3 separate regions of the Homo sapiens genome follow, and all the other regions are linked to region 1. Evidence: read pairs that join two places in POLR2A ChIA-PET (ENCODE). Cell type or tissue: GM12878. All regions are shown on one strand.

Region 1 (2,500 bases):
GCATCTTTCTTTATCCCAGGATTTCTGATATGGATAGCCTTGATGTGGTTAAGGGTAAATGCAACAAAATCACCTTACTTGGCCTTTGCCTTTCGTTTTACGCTTCATAGTTCTCCTTTTCTGTCCCAAAGCTAAACATGGGGTTTAACTCTCTCAGATTATATTTAGAGAGTCACTTAGGTGGGATTTTCTAAGCACTTTTATTTTAACTTTCATGAAAAATTTCAAACATACAGAAGTAGAGAGAATATTATAATAAAACTTCCATGTATCCATATCTCAGCTTCAACAGTTGTCACCTCATAGACAGTAATGTTTTATCTGTATTTGTACTTGCTCTACTTGCTCCTTCTAAATTATTTTGAATCAAATTCCACATCTTTCATAAATATTCCCAGATATGTAATATATAGTGATTATTTTTAAAACAACCATAATACTCTTATCACACCTTAAAAATTAGCAGCAATTACCTAATATTATCAAACACACAGATATAAAGCATGTAAAGATGCTGCTATCTTTTAGCAATTGAAAAATTAACATTTCAGAATGTGATTAGTGTTAAAGTGGTTTTTGTCTTGTGAACATTGTGAAGGGGAGAACGCATGGGAAAGGTCTTTTTAAATTCTGTCTGAGACAGTATTCTTAGAGTTCTGGGTTTTTTAGTCTTAAACTAAAATGAATTAAGTCTCAATTTGCTATCAAAATATACAAGCTGTTATACATTGGCCACTAAGGTGAAGTGCAAGCACACTTGTGATAGGCGTATTATGTGAAGTCAGAACTTTAAAAATAAGGAAACAAACACTTTTTTGAAAGGCTGGAAAAACTTCCTTAACATTTAAAAATAGTTCTTAAACAGAGAAAAATTTGTCAGGTGATTGATTGGCCTTAATTTGAGAAATTATTAGTTTTCATCTTCCTTTTTTATTGGAAGGAAAAGGAAGAAAATAGTTATTTGTGTACTTCTGATCAAGTGACCTAAACAGTTTTCTTTTTCCTTTGCTCTGTAAAAGATTAGTAGTCGTTTAAATAATTGATGTTAAGTGTCTCTGAATTCCTGTGTTTTGAAGGCTTTGCACATATTAACTTTCTCTTCCTGACTGAAAAGGATGTGTGTGATAGTATCTTTTTACTTAGTTAGTCTAAATTTAGATTTCTTGATCATGAATTAGAAAGCCTGTGAGTATATGTGAATGTTAGAGTATGACTGTTTTCTTATTTTTAGCTACTTTTGCTGCTGAACTTCCTTTTTTCACTGCTTGGTGCAGTTAAGGGTAAATGCAGAGCTGATTCTGGTGTAATGCAGCTTCTAGGACAGAACATTTGCATATAATATGTTCTATACCAGGAATTTGAAATGGGGACTAAATGCAATTTGTGAATGAAGCACCTTAATTTGCTAAACTAGGAGCTATGTCAGATTTTAAAAAATAAAGTTTTGCTGTCAGTTCAGGCTAGTATAAGTTATTTTCTGTAACTCAAATGATAAAAGCAAAAGTTTAAAACATTCTCTGGATCAAATCTAATTTTGAATTCCTGGCTTACAGAGAAAGCACTTGTTTATGTCTGGTTGCCATTTACCCAGCTCCCTGCTCTCCCATCTGTCAGAATGCTGACCCAGTTTGGGATTAGAATAGGGATTTACCACACGCACAAGTTTATACATGCATGCACACATGTACATGTGAATTTGTACGTATTTCACTTAACAAATTGGATTTTAGCATTGATCTTCTGCTAAATGGAATTTTAAAAAAATTATCTATGATTACTTTGCTTTTAGAGTTGGATTACAGATTACATTGAAAAAAATAGAAAACCTCCAGAAACGCTTTCCTTTCTAATACATTTCAGCTATTTTGCCTCTGGTCTCTTTCCTGTTCCTCCCCTGACCCATTCTTATTTCCATCACCTCAGCCGGCTTTATCATCATAACCCTGTACCCCTCCCCTACCAAGTAGAGCAGGGACTAAGCAGTGATTAAAACATTGGAGCAAACCTGAATGGCTTAATTCATTTAAAAAATTCGAAGGTTCTGCTGCCCATTTATCCATCAGATAAGAGGCAAAACAAACAGAAAAACTTAGCTTTAGTTATTACAGTTTATGTTTTCATCTTACGCGTGTTGCATACCAAGCTATGGTAACTGTAGACTTCCCCAAATGACATTCAGATTCTAAACTAGAAAATGCTTTTATTTATTTACTCCAGAATAAATAAAATGTCGCAGACAAGAAGGTAATGTATTTTCCTCCTAAAGTGACTTTAAAGATTGAGGTGGTTTAGTATTTAGCACTGAAACTTGGAATCAAACAGTTCTCAGTACAAAATGTCCAGGAATAATGAGGAAACGGCATGGCAGCACTGCCATGGTTTTTGTCTTTGGGGGATTGTTGTATGCAGGCAGGATAACTTTTGCGTCTCACATCTTGAATCCAGAGGTGATAGATAACCCTAATTTACCTAGCAGTTAGGTATAGCAGCAGTCTGCTAC
Region 2 (2,500 bases), 320 kb after region 1:
AAAGCAAAACTTGTGTTTACAAGACTATCAGAGATGAGTCACTGTCATGGGTAACATCTGCAAAACTGCTAAACCCCCTTAGGGTTTCCCACTGCTCTCCCTTATCCGCTCATGACAGGAGTATCAATAATTAAAACTTGCGAATGGAATAATAGTGATCTCACATCATGTTGACTGAGAAGCTGATTGTTCCAAAGGCAGTTACCGTTCACAAATAGCTGGTGTTCGTGTTAAAGAGAGTACCACTTGGTGGTGAGTTGAAAGGCGCTTCTTCTCTGTATCTTTTTTTTTTTCCTTTTTCTATTTTGGGTAGAAATATTCCTGGGAAGCTAGATAGAAATGCATTTTCATTTCCCAATAATTCTTAGGCACAAGTTAGAAAACTGCTGACCTTCACTAAAATATGTCAGCACTTCATGTTATAAAAAATGAAATTCAGAACCGCAGCATGTGTATATACGTATATCTAAATATACACACATATCGGTGCAGTACACAATGATTATTCAATGTATATTGAAAACTGAGCTTTTTGTAACTAACCTGAAATTCTGCAGTGAAAGTTCATTGCTCAAGAACAATTGCAAGTGTCTTTCTTTTGGCTCTAACTATGGTAAAACGTTTGCACATCAGACTTTACCATTTACACATTCCTAAGTGCCGACACCAGGGCAGTCTTACACGGGGATCAGAGGAGGACGCGCCTAGGATGCATTCGCAGCTACTGAGCATGCGCACAGGGCCAGCTCCGGCGGCACCGGGTCGGTGCTCCCTCAGGGTGGAGACCGGAGGACGAGAAGCCGGAGCTCCCGCAGGCCGTGTAGTGGCGTCATCTGGGTGTTGTGCTGACTCTGGCCGGAGAGGAGGGCCCCGAGGAGGAGCCGCGGTAAACGGGAGATGTGGGCGAGAGTTTAATCGGACTGGTCGGGTCCCCAGTTTGGAGCTTCCAAAGCAGCTCTTCATTGGTTCGGCTCAATCTCTTCTTCTCCTGGGTTTCCTTCTCAACATATTCCTGGAGGTTAGCATTTTCCTCCGACAGCTGTCTGCATGGGCACAATGACAAATAAGTAGCAATCATGCTAGTGGACACTGAACCTGAGGTCAGGACAATGGTGCAGGGCAAAGGGAGGAGGCCATGATGACCGCAGGGAGAACAGGGACCAGGGTGACCCAGTGACCAAGAACTTTGGTTGAATCATGATTTCCATTTGGCCCAATGACACATCTGTTCCCAGAGCCTCTCTGGCCAATACCCATCATCCCACAGGCCCTCTGCCCGGTCAGGGGAGGCACTGGCTGTCCACTGGACAGAGCAAAGGCCAGCGACTGAAAGGAGGGAAGCGGAGAGCTGGAGTGGGTATGCTGCCCGGAAGCTCCGAAAGGAGAGACAGCCGCGCAGCTGGCAATTGACAATGACAACAGCACAATAGCAGTGAAGAGCCGCGGGCCTTCCTGAGACTGCCAGGAAGCTGGGGGTGCCTTCTCCTGGCCTCCCTGCCCCAGGCTTGTGCCTCCACGATGGCAGGTGTCCTCCCCTGCTGGAAATGCTGCTCTAGGGGTCTGTGTCTGCCTGCTAGACTGGGAGCTCCGGAGGACAGAGGCCAAGGCTCTGCATGCTGAACTCCCAGCATCCAGCTGGTGCTAGGCACGTAACAGATGCTCAGTTAATGTTTGCCGATAAAGGCTGGTGGGTGAAAAAATGAATCCGAATTGCTTGCTTTGTTGCATTTTTGAAGAATGACAGCACCTCTGAGGAACTGACAGGAATAAGTACATATGCATTTTAAAGCTGGACAGACTGAAGTCCAGAAAAATCACCTCTGTTGGATAAAGTCTGCACTTGCTCTGCTGACAAGGGCACCTTTGCAGCTTCCGGAGCAAAGAGAGCTTGCTGCCCCCAGCACAGCCTTTCCTATGTGCCTCTGAGGTGAGAACAAAATGCCTGCACTAGGGGCTTAGTTATGGGGGCAATGGCTGTGTGTCCATTCATGCATGTGTGCAAGAGCGTATGTATGTGAGAGAATGTACATGTGAGAATAAGCATGTACATGTGAAGAAAAGCATGCACGTGTGAGTGTGCAAACAGGGCATGTGAATAGGTGTGAGGGATTGTATGAGTATATGAGTGTGTGCGTAAGTGTATGAGAGTGTGCCTGAGTGGGAATATGCAAGTGTGTGTGTGAGTGAGCAGTGCCTGTGTGAGTGCATGTGAGTGTATGCATATGCACGAGTTATGTGTGCAAGGGTAACACACCATGGGTGAGCATTGAGGAGCCTAGCTGAGTTGAGTGGGCAAGGGTTCAGGCCTGGGTCTTACTGATATGGCTCAGCCCTCATGGGAGAGCAGCTGATGAAGCCAAAACCCTGCTTTATCCCCGCATTGTGCTGTGTGAGGGAGGAGCCTGAACACCCTTCCTTGAAAGCTGGGGCACCTCAGAGCGTGGCCCCACAGGGACAGGCGAGACCTGGATGGAAATTGTGAATTTCTGGAAGTTGGGGT
Region 3 (2,500 bases), 140 kb after region 1:
TATATGGCATCTAGAATCATACATATATTATGCAATTCACTAAAAAGTCAATATAGATATAGCCAAATATACCGTACATTTCATGTTTGAACTGTTTGAAAACAGTTATGTTTTCAAAATGGCTCCACCACCAATCTCTGCTCCCTGCCCCTGCTCCCCACCGGCTGGCCAGGAGAGCAGGGGGTGAGGTGTTTCTGCTCCAATTCCAATCATTCTCTTCTTTCACCATCCTGATTAAGTGTCTCTGATGTACTTCTCAGTCTCATCCACCTTTCATGCCGATGTGGTCATGACATTTGTCCTAACAAATCAGATAATATAATATATGGGCCATAATTATTTTGCCCTCATTTTATAGACAGAAGAAATGAGGCCAGAGATGCTATAACTTGCCCAAGATTCCTTAATGCTGAAGTCAGAGTGCATAATTCTGAATTCCTTGCACCCGGGCACCATTCTCCTCCCTAGAGCACCCTTGTCTTCAAAGGGAGACTGGACAATGCTCATTAAGGAAGGGCTAATTGACTAGTGCACGTAGGGGAACTCCCCCCACTGCCTACAGGCATCGAGTGTCAGGAGAAAACACCCACCTCATAGGCCTCAGCTTTGACATCGTACATTTCATTAGAGACAGTAAAACCATATTCTTAGAATGTTTTTACCGAGATTTGAGAATTGACACTTGCTTTAACAAATGTCCGTTTCACAGAATCTCAGAAAACCGGAAGTCCTATGGATTTGCACCATGTTTGGATCTGTCATCGTTTCTTAGCAATTGTGTCACCATTTCAGGCCAGCCGGAGATAGGCCAGAAAAATGAGAACATTAGCCAGGAGAGCCTGATGCCCTTGATTTCATACCTGCTTTCATGGAGTTAACATCAGGCTTTTTTTTTTGGCCAGTGATGATTAATCCTTATAATGATTCAGTTTTCTTTTGCCACAGCTTGTCTAAAATACTTTTCTTGCATAGTTCTCTGGTTAAAAAAAAAAATACTAAGACAACAAATGAATAGAAAGGGAAATTTTTAGCCATTTCCACGGGATGAGGCTAAACTCAGAGCCCAGTTTCACCTTCCCCTTTAATGGGACTGGTGCCAACCAGGTAAAACTGCAAGCAAAGCAGGGAGATGCCGCTCTACCAGAACGAAGCTGATCGTCCTTCTTCTCCTGACAGAGGGCACTCTGGAAGCGGCTGCCACACGCTGTGCCTGCCATTGCTCCGGAGACAATGGGTTGGTTGCCCTTTCTAGCCTCACACATTGGTCAATTCTCTCAACACTGCATTTTGGAAGACAGTTCGTGAGACGGAGCTACTACTTCTCTGCCTTAACCTGAGAAGGTTTTTGATGGGAGAGAATGGGGTGTAGCCTCCTCTAGAATACTCCTTGTATTCCTCCTGTGTCTGAAGCTTGTCCTGGTGATCATACAAGGAAGTGTTCAACATACCAGGGAGTGTTCAGGGCAATACTCTTTGTCCCTTTCAGGCTGACAGGGCTCTGGATAATTTCTGAGAGGCCAAGTCATGGGCAGTGAGGTCGCATCCCTGGAATGCCATGTGGACACATTATGGTGTTGGCAATTTTTCCTGGCCTGGGGGTGACGTGTACCCACCTTCAGAAGACTGAGAGCTCCTGGAGCGGAGGAGACCTCTGGTTTACAGATCCCTTTTCCCACTCCGAGTTCACAGTCCTCATGGAGATAAGAAGGTCTGAGTAGACAGCTTGCATGAGGCAGACCAGAGTGTCCTGTGGGATCAAAAAAATAAGTCCATAATTTTTTTTTTTTTTGAGACACTTTGTCACCCAGGCTGGAGTGCAGGGGCTTGATCTTGGCTCACTGCAGCCTTGATCTCCCACGTTCAAGCAATCCCCCTGCCTCAGCCCCCCAAATAGTTGGTACTATAGGCTCTCACCACCACACCTGGCTAATTTTTTTTTTTTTTTTTTTTTTTTGGAGATGGAGTCTCGCTGTGTGCTCAGGCTGAAGTGCAATGGTGCGATCTCAGCTCACTGCAACCTCCACCTCCCAGGTTCAAGTGATTCTCCTTCCTCAGCCTCCTGAGTAGCTGGGATTACAGACGTGCACCACCATGCCTGGCTCATTTTGTACTTTTAGTAGATACGGGGTTTCTCCATGTTGGTCAGGCTGGTCTCAAACTCCTGATCTCAGTTGATCCGCCCATCTCAGCTTCCGAAAGTGCTGGTATTACAGGTGTGAGCCACCACACCCGGCCAATTTTTGTATTTTTTTTTAGAGACGAGGTTTTGCCATGTTGCCTAGGGTGGTCTTGAACTCCTGAGCTCAAAGGATCCACCCACCTCGGCCTCCCAGTGTGCTGGGATTACAGGCCTAAGCCACCGCCCCCAGCCAGTCCAGTCATTTTCAACCACCAAATTCGATTTCTCATTCACACTTCCTGTGCATCAAAGTTTGGCTGCAGCTCTGTTGAACGCACCTTCCCTTTGGGCCTGGGACTGCCATCACAGCCTGTGTGTGGG

What was found. Peaks named below come from ENCODE experiments on the same cell type or tissue, not always from the same donor. Only the 100,000 strongest peaks of a DNase experiment are listed, where the experiment ranks them.
Region 2: POLR2A ChIA-PET joins it to region 1 with 8 read pairs; 2 of 35 experiments call an interaction of 5 or more read pairs at or near these places.
Region 3: POLR2A ChIA-PET joins it to region 1 with 6 read pairs; 2 of 35 experiments call an interaction of 5 or more read pairs at or near these places.

What each region holds. Positions count from the first base shown.
Region 1 is chr13:29,816,907-29,819,406 of GRCh38, reverse strand. The region is part of intron 1 of UBL3 (ubiquitin like 3); the gene reads left to right. Among named protein-coding and RNA genes, the nearest start is that of UBL3, 32 kb to the left of the region's middle. In GM12878, no CTCF peak of the experiment used is centred here; a DNase peak (open chromatin) is centred at 1,276; H3K4me3 peaks cover 449 bases; H3K27ac peaks cover 2,384 bases.
Region 2 is chr13:29,501,536-29,504,035 of GRCh38, reverse strand. MTUS2 (microtubule associated scaffold protein 2) reads right to left here. Exons shown (of 16, transcript NM_001033602.4): 16 at 1-1,043. The coding sequence ends at 830. Among named protein-coding and RNA genes, the nearest start is that of MTUS2-AS1, 15 kb to the right of the region's middle. In GM12878, no CTCF peak of the experiment used is centred here; no DNase peak of the experiment used is centred here.
Region 3 is chr13:29,675,743-29,678,242 of GRCh38, reverse strand. No RefSeq gene overlaps it. Among named protein-coding and RNA genes, the nearest start is that of SLC7A1, 81 kb to the right of the region's middle. In GM12878, no CTCF peak of the experiment used is centred here; no DNase peak of the experiment used is centred here.